Regions from separate parts of the Homo sapiens genome. Here region 1 is linked to region 2. A link is a contact called in ENCODE Hi-C or POLR2A ChIA-PET data. All regions are on one chromosome and are shown on one strand. Each heading gives the region's core, a stretch centred on a gene start or an enhancer-like site at or near the end of the contact. The rest is flanking DNA. Distances are from core to core; before and after follow the strand shown.

What was found. A loop is a pair of places that touch in the nucleus more often than their neighbours do. ChIA-PET counts read pairs that join two places held with the same protein, here RNA polymerase II (POLR2A). Pooled maps may share reads with other maps.
Region 1: a loop to region 2 is called in a pooled map, with 2.9 times the contacts of the local background. The contact joins the promoter of ZNF398 here to the enhancer-like site in region 2. A Hi-C loop is called at or near these places in 1 of 50 pooled maps. POLR2A ChIA-PET finds 5 or more read pairs at or near these places in 4 of 52 experiments (H1, HEK293, HEK293T and 1 more).

Annotation. Positions count from the first base shown.
Region 1 is chr7:149,146,129-149,149,691 of GRCh38, forward strand. It overlaps ZNF398 (zinc finger protein 398), which reads left to right and starts at 1,325. Exons shown (of 6, transcript NM_170686.3): 1 at 1,325-1,638. The coding sequence starts at 1,615. It overlaps LOC107986856 (a long non-coding RNA gene), which reads right to left and starts at 1,233. Exons shown (of 2, transcript XR_007060581.1): 1 at 855-1,233; 2 at 1-224. RefSeq lists enhancers at 1-102, 103-676, 770-819, 1,251-1,824 and silencers at 1,130-1,769, 1,434-1,605, 1,900-2,049, 2,190-2,239.
Region 2 is chr7:148,910,916-148,914,517 of GRCh38, forward strand. No RefSeq gene overlaps it. Among named protein-coding and RNA genes, the nearest start is that of EZH2, 28 kb to the left of the region's middle. Within about 2 kb of position 2,281, at least 4 of the 41 ENCODE cell types and tissues checked have a DNase peak (open chromatin) inside an H3K27ac peak, as active enhancers do.

The sequences.
Region 1 (3,563 bases), core at 75-2,574, 230 kb after region 2:
TAGAGACGGGGTTTCACCATGTTGGCCAGGCTGGTCTGGAACTCAGGTGATCTGCCCGCCTCGGCCTCCCAAAGTGCTGGAATTACAGGCGTGAGCCACTGCGCTCGGCCTGTTCTCGCAGGTCCTTTTGCTCAGACGCAGCAAACCGTAACCCCAAGCTCGATCTCTGCTGCTCTCAGGAATTCCACTTCCTCCAGCTTGGGCAACATAGCGAGACCCTGTCTCTACAGAAAAATAAATAAGTAAATAAATAAATACAAATAAATAAAACATTAGCCGGGCTTGGTAGCTGCGCCTGTAGTCCAAGATGCTCGGGCAGGCTGAGGGGAAGGATCGTTTGAGCCCAGCAGTTTAAGGCTGCAGTGAGCCTTGTTTGTGCCACTTGCACTCCAGCCTGGACGACAGAGGGAGACTGTCTCTAAATAAATCAATAAATAAGGCCGGGCGCAATGGCTCACGCTTGTAATCCTAGCACTTTGGGAGGCCAAGGCGGGTGGATCATTTGAGGTCAGGAGTTTCAGACCAGCCTGGCCAACATGGTGAAACCCCGTCTCCACTTAAAAAAAAAAAAATTAGCTGGGCATGGTGGTACATGCCTGTAATCCCAGCTACTTGGGAGGCAAAGGCAGGAGAATCGGTTGAACCCGGAAGGCGGTTGCAGTGAGCCGAGATCCCGCCACTGCACTCCAGCCTGGGCGACGGAGTGAGACTCCGTCTCTAAATAAATAAATAAACAAAAATTAAGAATCCTATTTCCAGACCAGGCCCCGGAGAGTCAATAATCCGAGATGTGAAGGAGACCTTAAAATATTATTGATCCCAACACAGGCCGCGTGGGACCTGAACCGCCTCACCTTGGCAACCACATTTGTAATTTCCGCAAATGATCTATATCTTCTTCATTCCAAAATTGTGCCTCTCCGTCACTCATTCCACCCATAGGCTCCCTTCAGCCGTGTCCCCCTTACTCTCACCCTGCACATTTCCGCTGTTCTAAATACGGCTGCCCTTCAGCAGAAGCTGTTGCCTGCAGACGGCGCCTGCGTATCGAGCCTCCGTGAAGAAAATCACTCCCCAGAATGAGCCCGGCTTTGCGGCTGGGTCCTAAACTGCGGTGAGCTGAACCTTCTCGTGGGAATGTGAGAAAGCGGAACACACGTGGGCCCCAAATAACAACCCTCCCCACACCGAAGCCCAAGAGCTGGGGGGGAGGGGCGGAGGCGACGCGGGGGGCGCTGGCCGCAGGGGCCGGCAGGGGGCGCGCTGGCCGCGGTGGCTGGGCAGCGCGAGCCTGCGGCGCGTCTAGGCCCGCGCGGTTCCCGGTGCACTCGCTGCCCACAAAGCGCCAGCTGAGGGGCCGCTGCGGGTGGAGTGCGGCGGAGTCGGCCTCGCGACCCCAGCTTGATCCGCCGCCTGCTGCACCGCGCCTCCGCCGCGTTCCTGCGCGTCCCGAGCCCCGACGGCCGCGTGAGTCCCGTCCGTGCGGGGAAGGCAGGGCCGGGTCGGCGCCGCCTGTGGAGAGGACCCGGCGGCCGGGCCTGCTTGGAGCCGGGCGCGGTGGCAGCGGCGGCAGCGGCGGCGACTTCCGAGGCCCGGGCTAGACAGCGCAGGGCCATGGCTGAGGCGGCCCCGGCCCCGGTAAGGGCGGCCGCGCGCGAGTGTTGTGAGCCCCCGAGACCCAGACCCCGAGGGAGGAAGGCGGGCGGGCAGGGAGCTGCCAGGCATAGGCGCCGTTCTCGGGTCCCGCCGGCCACGTCGCCTGTCGCCCGTGCTTGGCGGCTGCAGCCTCGCGTGAGGGGACTTAGCGGGTGGGTGTGAAACCGCCCACCCGGGGACACCAGGCTGGGCCGCAGGTCTGAGGGGCACTCGCAGGCAGCTATGAGACCCGGGGCCCTGCAGTTGGGTTGAAGTCGAGGGGGTGCCTGCTGCGTGTCAGCCCCACGCCTGCCCGCCAGACGCGCAGCGGGGTTGGGCTGGGGAGCCGTCAGCCATTCTCGCGGCCGCGGGAGCGTTCGTCACCAGCAATCTGAGCGGTGGCGCGGGCGGCATTTAAGTGTGCGGAGGCGCATTCCCGCCGCGCTGCGTGACGCCTGGGCTCCCGGCACCGGACTCGGGACACGCGGGAGGCCCTCCCGAAATAGCTGCCGAATGAATGGTGCGGACCCGGAGGCTGGAGTGGCCTCGCGTGCGTGGCGGTTCATTCGCGGGTGTTTGCCAAGGCCTGCGGGGGCCGGCAGCGGCCAGTTGCCAGGGCGACCGAGGCGACCGGGCCGCGCCTGCACGCAGCCCCGTAGAATGAGAAGGGGACGGTCAGGCCGCGGGGAAAGCACTGATCGCATTTGCCACCCAAGAGGTCTTTGGTCACCTCTAGGAGAGCAATTGTACTGGGTCAGGAGCCACCCTGGCACATGAGGGGTGACTGGGAAAAGGAGGAAGAGCAGCGATGGGTAGGGGGTAGAGCAGAGGGAAGTGCCACCTCCACTCTTGGACCTGTTTTTCTTTTTTCCAACCTTTTTTTTTGTGTATAGGTGGGATGGTAGCGATGATCCTGTGTTGTGCCAGTCCTGGCTAATAGAAATATAAGGGAAGCCGCATACAAAACTCTAAATCAAGCTTGTCCAACCCGCGGCCCCCAGGCCGCATGCGGACTAGGACTGCTTTAAATGCGGCCCAACACAAATTCGTAAACTTTCCTAGAACATCATGAGATTTATGCACGGACCTTTTTCTTTGTCTTTTTTTTTTTTTTTTTTTTTTTTTTTTAGCTCATCAGCTATCATGATCAGTATTTTATGTGTGACCCAAGACAGTTCTTCCAGTGTGGCCCAGGGAAGCCAAAAGATTGGACACCCCTGCTTAAATTCTCTAGGCGTCACGTTTAAAAAGTAAAAAGCCAGGCGCTGTGTTGTGCACGCCTGTAGTCCCAGCTAGGCCGGGGGCTGAGGCGGAAGAATCACTTGAGTCCAGGAGTTCGAGGCAGTCCACACCGCGTCTCTAAAATAAAAAAAATTTTTGAGAAGTTAAAAAATAAATAGATGAAATTAATTTTAATTATATATCTAACTCAATATATGCAAAATATTATTTCAACATGTCATCAATTTATTTATTTATTTATTTTTTGAGGTGGAGTCTCACTCTGTCCCTCAGGCTGGAGTGCAGTGGCGCCATCTGGGCTCACTGCAACTTCTGCCTTGCCGGTTCAAGCGATTCTCCTGCCTCAGCCTCCCGAGTAGCTGGGACTACAGGCGCGTGCCACTACGCCCGGGTCCTTTTGTATTTTTAGTAGAGAGGGGGGTTTCACCGTGTTTGCCGGGATGGTCTCAATCTCCTGACCTCGTGATCCGCCCGCTGGGATCCAAAGTGCTGGGATTACAGGCGTGAGCCACCGCGCCCGGCCTCATGTAATCGATTTAAAACATTAATGGCCGGGTGTGGTGGCTCAAGCCTGTTATCCCAAGCACTTCAGGAGGCTGCCGTGGGAAGACAGCTTTAGCCCAGGAGTTGAAGACCAGCCTGGGCAACATAGGAAGACCCCATCTCTACAAAAAAAATTTTTTTTT
Region 2 (3,602 bases), core at 1,031-3,530:
CTAGGGGATCACTGAACATAGTATAACAGTTGTAACAAATGATTCCAAGCAGGGAGAGGAAGTATCTCTTCCAGTCTCCTGAGCTGTGATTCAGGGGTGATGAAGATTCTGGGGGGAAAACTGGTTTGAAGAAGCCCTCCTTGTCATATAGAACCCTTGGGGGCTGCAGTAGCTCTTCTGGGTCCCAGTATATCAGTAACTGTCCTGAGGAATCATGTTTTCTACAACCTAATCTTGTTAATCAATATGAACAGAGGGGCCGGTCATGGTGGCTCAGGCTTGTAATCCCAGCACTTTGGGAGGCAGAGGCGGGTGAGGAGTTTAAGACCAGCCTGGCCAACATGGTGAAATCCCATCTCTGCTAAAAATACAAAAATTAGCAGGGCATGGTGGCATGCACCTATAGTCCCAGCTACTCAGGAGGCTGAGGCAGGAGAGTCGCTTGAGCTTGGGAGGCGGAGCTTGCAGTGAGCCTAGATCGTGCCACTGCACTCCAGCCTGGGTGACAGAGTGAGACTCCATCTCAAAAAAAAAAAAAAAAAAAAAAAAAAAAAAAGAACAGAGGGAAGCAATGGCTCCGAATATCTCAAATAACTTTCTAAATCCACTAATATTTTGGCTTAACAGTGAATTACATGATTTCTAGTAGGTTCACATTCACTTATCCTATTAAACATTGTTGAGCTGGATTGTATGTTCCAATCATGGCTCAGCACTTTCTCCCAACTCACATGCTTTTCTGCATTCACCTTGCTACACCTCCTTAATGGGTTTGACTAATAGAAGGTAGCAGAACAGATGCCACACCCATTCCCAGCCAGGGCCTTACTGGCACAGCAGTCTCTACTTCCTGCCTCTTTGGAGTGACACTGCCATGCTTTGATAATTCCACACCACAGAGAGGCCATGAGCTGGTCCACACCCTAGCTGAGCCCCCAGCCAGTGACGGCATCAACTGCAGCCATGTGAGTGCATCATCTTGGATGCAGCCCTGTTGAGCCTTCAGGTGATGCCAGCTCCAGCCACTCTCTGCAGTACCCTGAGTGAGAAGGACTCCAGTGAGCCCAGTCAACCCAACAGAGACATGAGAGGTGTATTTGTTTGCTGGAGCTGCTATAACAAGGTATCACGCTGTGTGGCTTAAAACAGCACGATTTCATTGTGTTACAGTTCTAAAGGCTAACAGTCTAAAATCAAGGTGTTGGCAGGACCATGCTCTTTCTGAGGGCTCTAGGGGAGGACCCTTTTTTCGTCTGTTGCAGCTTCTGGTAGCCCCGGGCATTCCCTAGTTTGTGGCAGCATCACTCCAATCTCTGCCTCAATCTTCATGTGGCCGTCTTCTCCCTGTGTCCAAATTTCCCTCTTCTTATAATGACATCAGTCATACTGGATTAGCACCCCCACCCCCCAATGACTTCATCTTAATTTGATTACATCACAAAGACCCTATTTCCAAATAAGGTCCCCTTCACAGATACAGTAGTGGAGGTCAGGGCCTCAACATGTCGTTTTGGGGGATACAATTCAATCTATAATGAGAGATCATGGTATAATGAATTGTTGTCTCTCCATTTTGGAGAAGTTCATGATGTAACAGAAGAAGCCAGTACACTGGCTGACATTCCTCCAGTGCATACCTGGTCATGCCAGGGACACAAGCTGGATGTCTAAGGGTGCTTAAATCATAGCTGCCAGTCTATGATTTAAAAGTGCAGGTTACTGAAACATATTGCTCAGAAGTTTGCGTGACTTGGTTTTCATATAGAGTTGTGTGTTGTTTTTTTTTTATAAGGTGTTCTGTTCATTAATCTCTGTGTAATTTTTTTTTTAATTCAAGATCTTTACTCTAAACCTGTTCTCTATAAAGAGCAATGGCCGGGAGTCAGAGGATGTGTGTCTGTCCCTGACTAACTGCATGATCTCAGGCAAATCCAAGTCTCTCTCGGGATTAGCTTCGTTCATTCAGCACCTTTTTACTAGAATCCTGAAATACGTTTGAGGTGAAACGGGATTTAGGGGTTCATACAGCCCAGCCCCTAACTTTACAGATCAGGAAGCTGAGCCCTGGGGAAGTTAAGGGGCCTGCCTGGTCCTCAACCGGTTGTATTCTGATAGTATTCACCTGTAAAATGTGTTTGGAACACAGTTTCTCAAAGGTTCTTTCCAATTGTTAAACTGAATTTGATTCTTAAACTGTGGATCTGTATTTTACCCATTTCAAATTAAAAGAAAGATACTACATTCGATTCAGCTGAATGCATTTCTGAGGCTCAGAAATTATGACTGCAAAATCATGTCACCACAATTTCCTTTACTTTGATGCTTATGAATTAGGAAGCCAGTGAATAGAAAGTTTCATCAAACCATCAAAAGCTAAAATGATTTATTTCTGTACTTTCAGTGTTCATGACTTTGAAGGTTCTGTTTTTACTAATCTTAGCAATGTCTTCATACTTTTAAAAGCCCCCAAAATACCTGGTTATGGCAAAGTTGAGTCACAGGGCTCATGTGCAATAAAGCTCAGCCCTGGAAAGTGTACCCATGCCTGGTTTAATAGCAAAAGGTAATATGAGACTAACATACCAAAAAAGGGTGAGTGTTCACTCGTAAGTCATCTCCTGTGAAATAGGAAGAAATCTTAAATGTCGTTTGGATATGTGTTGGGGTTGTTTCTTTGAAACATACATCTGATTCGTTCTCCAATTATGCCTGGTCCCAGAGTCTAAGGCTTTAACAATCTGCAGGAACATTTATGTGAATGAATTGCTTTTAGAAATGAAAGGCACATTGTATAAGATATAAGATAGTGACATAAGCATGTGCGGGGTAAAAAGACATTTTTATAGTGTATCATGGGAAGTCTTGGATAACTGGGATTAACATGCAGGGTTTAAGACCGTTATGTTCTGCCATGGTAGCAAAACCTGATAATACGAATTAAAATGAACAATCGTAAAATGCAAACATGTTTGCCACATAATCAGGGCGTAAGATCAATCATGTTGGCTCTGCTTGTTGAGTATCTGTGTCAGGAGCCCACATGGAAACAGAAAGGAATGATTCTTTGTTCCTGGGCAGAGGAATAGCTTCTGCCACTCTGTTCCCAAATCTTTGTTAAATTATTTGTTGATGGTTCATCTCCTCGTCTAGGCTGTGAGTGTCTGTGGGAGAGAAACTGTCTTAATTCTCTTCATTATCAGGGCCTGCCTGCACCTTGTGTACTAAAGGTGGCCAAGAGCCATATCTCCAGGCCCTGCCTGGCAGCAGAAGCAGTGGCGGGACTGCGATGGGAGAGGTGGCTGCAATCCTGGGGGGCTTGAGACAGACAGATTCTGCCCCCAGAAAGCTACCGGTAGTTAACAGGTGTGTTCTGTAGCCATACCTCTCCCCACCCAGCCCTGTCTTCGGTGCAATGCCGTTCATGCCTCGGTGCTGTCCAGGGAAGCTCTGGCCTCAGTGGCTGCAAGTCCTCAGCTTCCCGCAGCCTCCCCCGCAGCACCTGCTGCGGACTCAGACAAACCAAGAGCACTGAGTTTTCGGAGATTGAGAGCATGACTCACACATTCCAATTATGACACAGAGGGAAGTATTCTCAAGAAAGA